Regions from separate parts of the Homo sapiens genome. Here region 2 is linked to region 1. A link is a contact called in ENCODE Hi-C or POLR2A ChIA-PET data. All regions are on one chromosome and are shown on one strand. Each heading gives the region's core, a stretch centred on a gene start or an enhancer-like site at or near the end of the contact. The rest is flanking DNA. Distances are from core to core; before and after follow the strand shown.

Evidence for each region. Hi-C counts contacts between places; a loop is a spot of excess contacts on that map. ChIA-PET counts read pairs that join two places held with the same protein, here RNA polymerase II (POLR2A). Pooled maps may share reads with other maps.
Region 2: a loop to region 1 is called in a map of B cell, with 9 times the contacts of the local background. The contact joins the promoter of PREPL here to the promoter of FBXO11 in region 1. A Hi-C loop is called at or near these places in 3 of 168 maps with a recorded cell type or tissue (B cell, CD8-positive, alpha-beta T cell and naive thymus-derived CD4-positive, alpha-beta T cell) and 13 of 50 pooled maps. POLR2A ChIA-PET finds 5 or more read pairs at or near these places in 1 of 52 experiments (CD4-positive, alpha-beta T cell).

The regions. Positions count from the first base shown.
Region 1 is chr2:47,905,248-47,909,359 of GRCh38, reverse strand. FBXO11 (F-box protein 11) reads left to right here and starts at 2,862. Exons shown (of 23, transcript NM_001190274.2): 1 at 2,862-3,871. The coding sequence starts at 3,640. LOC100506235 (a long non-coding RNA gene) reads right to left here and starts at 3,810. Exons shown (of 2, transcript NR_187636.1): 1 at 3,561-3,810; 2 at 1,193-2,042. RefSeq lists an enhancer at 1,916-2,700 and silencers at 2,770-2,869, 3,360-3,549, 3,910-4,029, 4,040-4,089.
Region 2 is chr2:44,358,987-44,363,109 of GRCh38, reverse strand. It overlaps PREPL (prolyl endopeptidase like), which reads left to right and starts at 1,616. Exons shown (of 14, transcript NM_001171613.2): 1 at 1,616-1,730. CAMKMT (calmodulin-lysine N-methyltransferase) reads right to left here and starts at 1,163. Exons shown (of 11, transcript NM_024766.5): 1 at 965-1,163. The coding sequence starts at 1,102. RefSeq lists enhancers at 456-1,349, 1,068-1,537, 774-1,973, 1,350-2,244.

The sequences.
Region 1 (4,112 bases), core at 1,613-4,112:
TTCCATTATTGTTAAACTGGGTTCTCTCTTGAGCACTTCATCAGCTATCACGGCTCCAAGAAAGGGAGCAGAAGAAATGCCAAATCTCAAAAATGAAGAGGATACGGTACAGAAGGAAAGTTCCTGACAAATGGGAAGGAGAAAAATCCATTCCTTAAAAACCCTGGGGCATGATGGAAAGAAGAAAAGGGTACAAGGAAGAGGTTAATCAGACTCAGTGTGCTTACTTTCCATCCCCTCTCAGGGTGGAAACTAGAATTGAGGGTATGTAGTTGACATATGCACAGAGACATAGGGAAATCCAAGAAAGTTGGAGATAGTGGTTTGCGTCCCTGGACATGTCTGTGAAACACTAAGACGTCTAGGAGTTCTACTTTCAGCCTGCCAGCATGTTCAATATGACATAAGGAGAAAAATGCAACATTGTTGGATAGTGGCTCAACAACTAGTAAGCCCAAAGCAAGGCTCCTGGCTCATCAAGGCCTACACGTGGTATTCGGGGAATCCAGAAGTACCCATGTGTCTCAGTGAGAACCATGAGGATCAAGGGACCTGTGGAGACTCGGGGTCAGTACAAAGAGGTTATAGTGTATGGGGCAAATGGCTCATGTATGGATTTCAGCAAAAGAAATCAGCCTCAAAAGTACAGAAATGACCAGTTTTATGAGTAATAAATGATAAACGACAGTGGCTGCCATCAGACAATACTAGCCACTCCACGCCAGAAGACAACATAAGGACTGGCATTAGTGGCTTAGATGCCCTTGTAAACCTCCCTATTCCTCAGGGATGCTACCACCCTACCAGTTACTCTGTGAATTTGAAAAAGGTGCTTCCTTTCTCAAGACACTTTACTACCATCTATCAGGAAATTGTCATAATATACTAATTTTGCTAAAACAAGGCATTTTACTGCCATATGTCAGAGAATTGTTGCAATAAACTTAGAAATCTAGGGTATGTAAAAGATACCCCTTATACCACATATAACAACCCTAAACCCCGCCCCTCCCATTAATATATTAGAAGGAGAGTTGGGGAAATAAAAGGTGAAAGCAGTTATGTTTTTTAAAAAATTGAGATGATGTGGGGACTTGAAGTTAAAATTACAGAAAATAAACAAGCTACATTTTCTTTACATCTGAATTAATGTAAGTAAAACTTCCACTCTGCCACACCAAAATACAAACTCTTTATGCCCAATATTTTCCTTTTATTAGTATTTCCCATAACACCTTATATACATATTAATGCATACACGGAAGGAGCCAAAAAGTACTTGTCAAATAAAAAAGTAAATTTTTAGAAAAATCAGAAATGATGGACACACTTATATGTATAACGTAATTTTCCTGTACTTTTACTTTTCCCCTATGTTTATTTGAACAAACCTAAAATTGTACCCATTTGCACCTAGCTAACCACCATAAAAATTTGGAGTTCTCCAGCTGTTTTGTAACAGCTGTCCTCCTCAAATATTTTTTTGAGAAACAAACATAGACCTACGTTTCTCTATTTTTCTGGACTAAAGAGAGATCATCTCAAAATCACAGAACTCTTAAAAATTGAAAACAGGATCATGTAGTCTAAAATAAGTTCTTATTTAAACTTGGGAGGTGAGGGGGGCGGGGCTGACATCTAGAAAGGTGAAGTACTTTGCCTGTAGTCACACACCAAGTCTGGGACTCAACACACAGGCTCGCCTCTTTGCGTCTCTCCCTCCTTCCAAAATACATTTTCCTCCCTCTCAAAAGCTTTATCACGCTTTGTAGTTGCTTAATTATCTATGTCAAACCTAGAGAGCAACTGATGACACTCAGAGACATCGCCCAAAGTTCTGAAAACCAGATAATCAGATAAACTGCCAGTTTTACCACATCCAAAAAATGCACAACAAAAGAGAGAAGGGGGAGAATCGAGAATACATTTTCAGCCGCAAGGCAATAAAAACACGTTTCCCTTGGAGAGAGATTATGTTGGGGGCATCAGGTATAAAGGTAATTCCTGTTGAGGGTTTTTCTTTTCCTTGCAGTTTGTGGGACCTAAAAAAAAAAAATTAAAAATTAAATCACATAAACAATCACAACATCAACACATTTACTTCTCTCCTCTCACATATTATTTTCCCACACATTGTATACACTTCTTCAAAGAACAAATCAAATTGGCCAAAGGTCAAAGCCTTTTCAAGGTTTAGATGATATACGATTAGGCACCGACTCCAAACTTCGCTTACCAAGCCCAAAGCTCGGAGACGGAAATCTTCAGGGTTTGCAAATACCCTCAGCTTGGCTAAAGGGCACGAAATCTCTAGCGCTCCCTACAGCTCAGATTTTGAACCCACCTACCACAGAAAACCCGAGTTACCAAAGATTGGCTCCCTCGTTCCACTTTTTTTTCAGCTCAAAAAAATCGGGTGAAGGTTGGGGTAGGGGGGAAGCTGAAACGGCGAACCGAAGGATTAATCACTTCTCCCCATTACATCAGCAACCCCCGCCCTTTCCTCCGAGCACCTCCTCTCCCAGAATCGTCGCTACGCACTGGCGCTCTCTTCGCCCACCCCCTGCTCTATTATTTGCCCTGATACCTCCCCATTATCACCCGCCCCGCCACACTCCCCCTTTCCTCTTTCCCCCTCCTAGGCGGGGGAGGGAGGAAACCCGAGAGAGGAAACAGGGCGTTGAAGGGACTTCGCGATAAGAGCGGAGGCCCCATTGGCCGGAAGGTTGTACGGGCGCCTTAGATTGGCCGCCTGGACGGAATCCCCGCCCCTCCTTTCCCCGCCCACCCACCCCTCCCCCCGCCGCCCCGCGGCCCTCCCCCGCGCCCCCGGCCAGCCCCGCGGCGGGGAGGGACCGACTGGGCGAGTGGAGGCTCCGGCGGTGTCAATGGCTCCTCCTGCCACGGAGCAGCAGCAGAAGCAGCGGCGACAGGGCTGACGAGGAGGAGGAGGAAAGGTTCCTTTAAGGAGGAGGAAGGACGACGCCTCTTTTTCCCCCTATCTCCTCCCTTCACACTCATTTCCCCTTCGCCGAGGAGAGAAGGGGGGGAGGAGAGAGAAGAGACCGAAGAAAGAGAGAAAAATTCCTCACAGAAATCTCTTTCAGGGGGTGTGGGGGGGAGGAAGAGGGAAAAAAAAGAGCCGGGCGCCCCCTGCTCCCTCCCTCCCTTCTCTCCCTCTCTTTTTCTCCCTTCCTCACCCGCCCGCCCACTCCCCCCGCTGCCGGAGACGCCGCTCGCGAGTCGGCGGGACCGGGATCTGTCTCTTCAGCCGCCGCCGCCGCCGCCGCCGCGCTTCGCCTCGGGATCCCCAAGCGGCGGACGCCCTTTCTTTCTTTCTCTCGGTCTGCCCGTCTTTCTGCCTTCGTCCCTCGCGGCCGCCCCGCCCGGCGGCTTCGGCCTTCCCCGTGCGTCAGGCCCTCCCGGCCGGCCTCGCTCGGTCTCCGTCTGTCTACCCGGGCCTTTCTCCGGACTCGGGGTCCCGCTCGCCCCCTCCGCCCTCAGCGTCTCCCCTTCCCCTCGCCCCCTCTCCTTCCTCCCCCCTCTCCCACTCTCCCCACCCCTTTCTCCTGCCCCGAAGCTCGCTGTGCGTGTGCGTGTGTGTGTCCCTCCGCCAACGCCGCCACCTCAGCCCGGCAAATGAACTCCGTCCGAGCCGCCAACCGGAGACCCAGGCGAGTGTCGCGGCCGCGCCCGGTGCAGCAACAGCAGCAGCAGCCCCCGCAGCAGCCGCCGCCGCAGCCGCCCCAGCAGCAGCCGCCCCAGCAGCAGCCTCCGCCGCCGCCGCAGCAGCAGCAGCAGCAGCAGCCTCCGCCGCCGCCACCGCCGCCTCCGCCGCTGCCTCAGGAGCGGAACAACGTCGGCGAGCGGGGTAAGGCCGCGCTACCTCCCAACCGCCCGCCTTCCCGGGCACCGCGGGAAGGGAGGCCGGGGCGGGCGGGCGGGCGGGCGGGCGGGGGCGGCCTGCGCGCCCTGGGGGTGGGAGACCCAAGCTGAGCGGAGGCGGGTCCCCCGGTGCCGCAGTGTCAGCCCGGGCCGGGCCCGGCCGGCAGGAAAAGCCGCGGCTTCCCTTCTCGCCTGGGCTCTCGCTCAGGCCGCGCTTTGTTTGGTTT
Region 2 (4,123 bases), core at 367-2,866, 3.5 Mb after region 1:
CTGTATGAAAAGGTGACTCAAGGCAACTGCAAACAAAGTGATCCCCAAAATACTAAAAGCACAATCTCAAGTAAAGTGGCAATAGCTGGGAAACTCTTTTCCAAACACAACTGTCAGAAATGGAAAAATGTCCTCCTGAGTAAAGTTTTCGGCAGAAAACTTCAGGCAGAGGCATAACACTGCTATGCAAAAACAATAACCAGACTTCACTTCAAGAAGTGAGCGAAGAATGTGAGTGATCATAAATCAGAACTTCCGTCAAGCTTGCACGAGTGGAGTTGTAAGTAACAGCAGAAACTTTGAAGTACCAGAAGATACCATCATTCAAAAACGAACACACTTTGACTAGCCCACCTTGGACACGGAGAATCTCGCTGATCACTACAAACTACAAGATAATCATTTAACTTTGAGACCTCAGTGAGAGAGGGTATCAGCTTTTCCTACTCCTTGCACGCTCCGCTGTACGGAAGATGCCGAGGGAACGCATGCCGTGTCTCAGTCCCGGCATAGTCAACCACGCTGGGCAAAAGACGGGGCCAGAGGGTGCAGACGAATATCGGTAACTCGAACCAGGCTGGGAGTTAAGCTAGAAGAAACTGGGGAAGGAGGCAAAACAGAAGCAGGAAAAGAGCAGTGGGGAGCGGCGGGCGCACCAGAGACTGGCGAGAAGGGGAAAAGTCCCCCAGACGCACAAAAATGTCTAGAAGGGGTTCTTCTACTTCGATCTGAGTTTCCCAGGAGCTCAGCCTTGGCTGTCCCGCTCCCCACCCAACCCCACATGATTCCTCCTCTTGGATGGGACGCTTAGGTGAAGCGAGGGGGAGCTTCGCAGGTGGCTCCCGGCAAACTGAGAAGGGTCTCCCAGAGCTGCCAAGAGGAAAGAACTGCGAACAGTCGCTCCCCCGGTACGTGAGAGAGGAGTGACCAGAGGCAAAGGTGAGGCGAGCAGGTTCTCCCTTACCTGCCGCAGGAGCTTCCACCGGGCGGCTCCCAGGGGCGCCGAGACTACGGGCCCCCGAGTGGTGCAGCCAACTGCCGGACTCCCGCCCGCTGCTCGCGCGGTCTCGCCGGTCCCAGCGTCCGCGACTCGCGACTCCATCTCACTGGAGCCTTCCACACCCGGAGGTGCCACCGCCGCAGCTCGTCCCCTGCCAGGACCTGCCAACTTCTTCCCTGTCAGGACCTGTGACGCCCGGCACCCTCCCTCCACCGGACCAGGCATGCGCGCTCTCCCCGAATTCCGCATTTCCGGTACTCGCATCTCCTTGGCAACCAGGGCCGAGCTGTCACGCCATTGCACCATTCTTGCTGGTAGCCATCTTGAGTGAGGGCGGACCAGAGGATGAGAGAGCTGTGGCAGGGCTACTGGAACGCTGTCCCTCATTGTTTTAGCCTTCTGTGCTTCATCTCGAGCTCAGAAGACTAGCGAAGAACGAAAAGTCTTATATATTTCGAGACTAAAGAACCCAGGAACCCAAGAAGACTCCTTGACCACAACAAAGATGGCGAAATCTGCCTGTTGCTCGTGCTAGATTGAGGTTACGTAGATTGGCGTGCTGCAAACCAGCTCTAGGCGGCTCTGGGTAAGTTGTCGTTCTGTGGGCTGCGGAACGCAGACTTCGGCTGGACTTGCCTGCGGTGACACCTGCTCCCCTCTGAGAGCTTCAGGTTCTCCGGCCTGCCTTCACTGGTTTGTGTCCAGAGCCGGACTGATTCTCTCAATTTGCGTATGTATGGGGGGTGTGCTGGTCTCTTTCCTTCTCCCCTTTCTCCCCCCGCCCAGCCACCCACCCCTCAGTCCCCAGGTCCTCGCTTTTTGACTAATGTCCCGGCACTGCGTGCGTGTCACCTGGTCCCTCTCCCTGTTGCATTCAGATCGCCTCATCCCTGGGGTGGAGAGTTGCACGGGGTAAACGAATAGGTTCTCCTGAGAACACCCATTTATCTACCCCACCCCCATCCTAGCCTTGCATACTGTCTTCTTGGGGATGAAAGATGGATGGATAAAGGCTGTGGGAACGTGGTGATGTAGGACCTTTGCAGGTCCTTGTTATTCGGGTCTTTTTTCCCCTTTTTTTACTAGTGTCGGCTAGTAAACTAGTGTTGCTCCCCTACCCCCAATCGCCCATTATTTTGCTGCGACATGGAAAGGGATTAAGGGGGGCGGGGGCGTCGTAGCGCATCTGATCTATGGTAAATTTGACGCAGCATTCTACCTTTGATACCAGGGGGCATTTTGTGGAAGACTTCCATAATGACATTCAGCGGTGTGCAACATACCTAGATTATTCCTGTCGTAAATAATAGCAACTGCCATTTATTGAGTGGTCACTATGTGCCAGGCACTGTATGGTCTTAATGTTAAGCTGTCTCATTTTGTCTTTACAACAACAACCCTAGAAGGTAAATGGTGTCATTTCATTTTTGCAGATGAAGAAACTGAGGCCCGGAGACACAGTTAAGTGTAGGAGCTAAGACCTCAACCCAGGTCTCTCTGACTCTTAACTACTTATTAGCAATCAAGGTTAATAAAAGCTACCTCCTGACAAACCAGAGATGGCCTTACATTTTATTTGTGCATCTTGCAGGGGTTTTTTGTTGTTTTTAATTAAAGCGCTAAATACCTTTTTAACATTAAAAATCCGAAGTTGAGTATGTCCAGTATTTGGAACCGAACCAAATTGGATTTTTTGCTATACAGCTTACTGTACAAGTGACCTGGAACAGTTGCTTAGAACCTCCCACAGCCACAGTTTGGCAACCTGTAAAATGTGCATGGTAATATCTACTTTATTAAGTCCATATAAAATTTAAATTAGACAAACAAGATAAAAGCACCTGGCAGTTAGTTAACACTCAACAATAATTAATCTTCCCTCCCCCACCTTTATTAAATAATTAGGCTTTTCCAGTTTATCTTCCACATATATACCAAAGATACGTTCATAATTATGTAAGACCAAAGGGCTTTTTACCTTTTACAGCCCTGAGTTCCTGAGATACCCCATTAAGTCTGTGTACTTATTTGCAAATTTATATTTTGTTTCTTGTTTTGTTTTTTGTTTTAGTTTAACCCCTATGTGTGCCAGAGTCAGTGCTGCATAGTTTGAGCCTGATAGGATTAACTTTACAAATGAGACATTTAAGTCACATCTGCCAAGAATTATGATTTGAATGAAACTTTAACTTACACAGGTTTTTAGATTTAGTTAGCCTAAGTTATCAGCTGTCTGAAGTTATTCATAACCTAAGTGGGGCATGGCCCTGAAAAGGAGGGATGAGAACTGCTGATCTTAGTTACTCTGAGAACCCACTACTCTGTAATCATACCTATAAAATCATTCGTGTGCTGGCAGCCCCAAAAGGAGCATAAACCAGGGACTTTGATATCATGCAGCAGAAGACCAAATTATTTCTCCAAGCTTTGAAGTATAGTATTCCTCACCTTGGAAAATGCATGCAGAAACAGCATTTGAATCACTATAACTTCGCTGATCATTGTTACAATAGAATAAAATTGAAAAAATATCACCTAACCAAGTGTCTTCAGAATAAACCCAAGATATCAGAGTTAGCAAGAAACATCCCAAGTCGGAGCTTCTCATGTAAGGTATGGACTGTTTAAGTTAACCTATTTGTAGGTCATTAAGATTAATTTTAATTTAAAAATAAAGAATGGGTAGAATATCAGAGCTACTAATTTTCTCAGTAATTCTAACTTGATTTTTCTAATTTTCAAGTCTCAATTGTCTCTAGTCAAAAGTAAGTATAAAAGAGTATATACATCGAGGCAGGCAGATCACCTGAGGTCAGGAGTTCGAGACCAGCCTGGCCAACATGGTAAAACCCTGTCTCTACTAAAAATACAAAAGTTAGCTAGGCGTCATGGCACCCACCTGTAATCCCAGCTACTTGGGAGGCTGAGGCAGAGAATCTCTTGAACCCAGGAGGCAGAGGTTGCGGTGAGCTGAGATCGCACCACAGCACTCCAGCCTGGGTGACAGGGAGACTCTGTCTGAAAAAAAAAAAAAAAAAAAAAGTGTATACATATATTTATAGGGCTCTAATGTAATATATAAAAATGTAGGTTTATAAAAAATGATTCACCTCAGGACTTCCT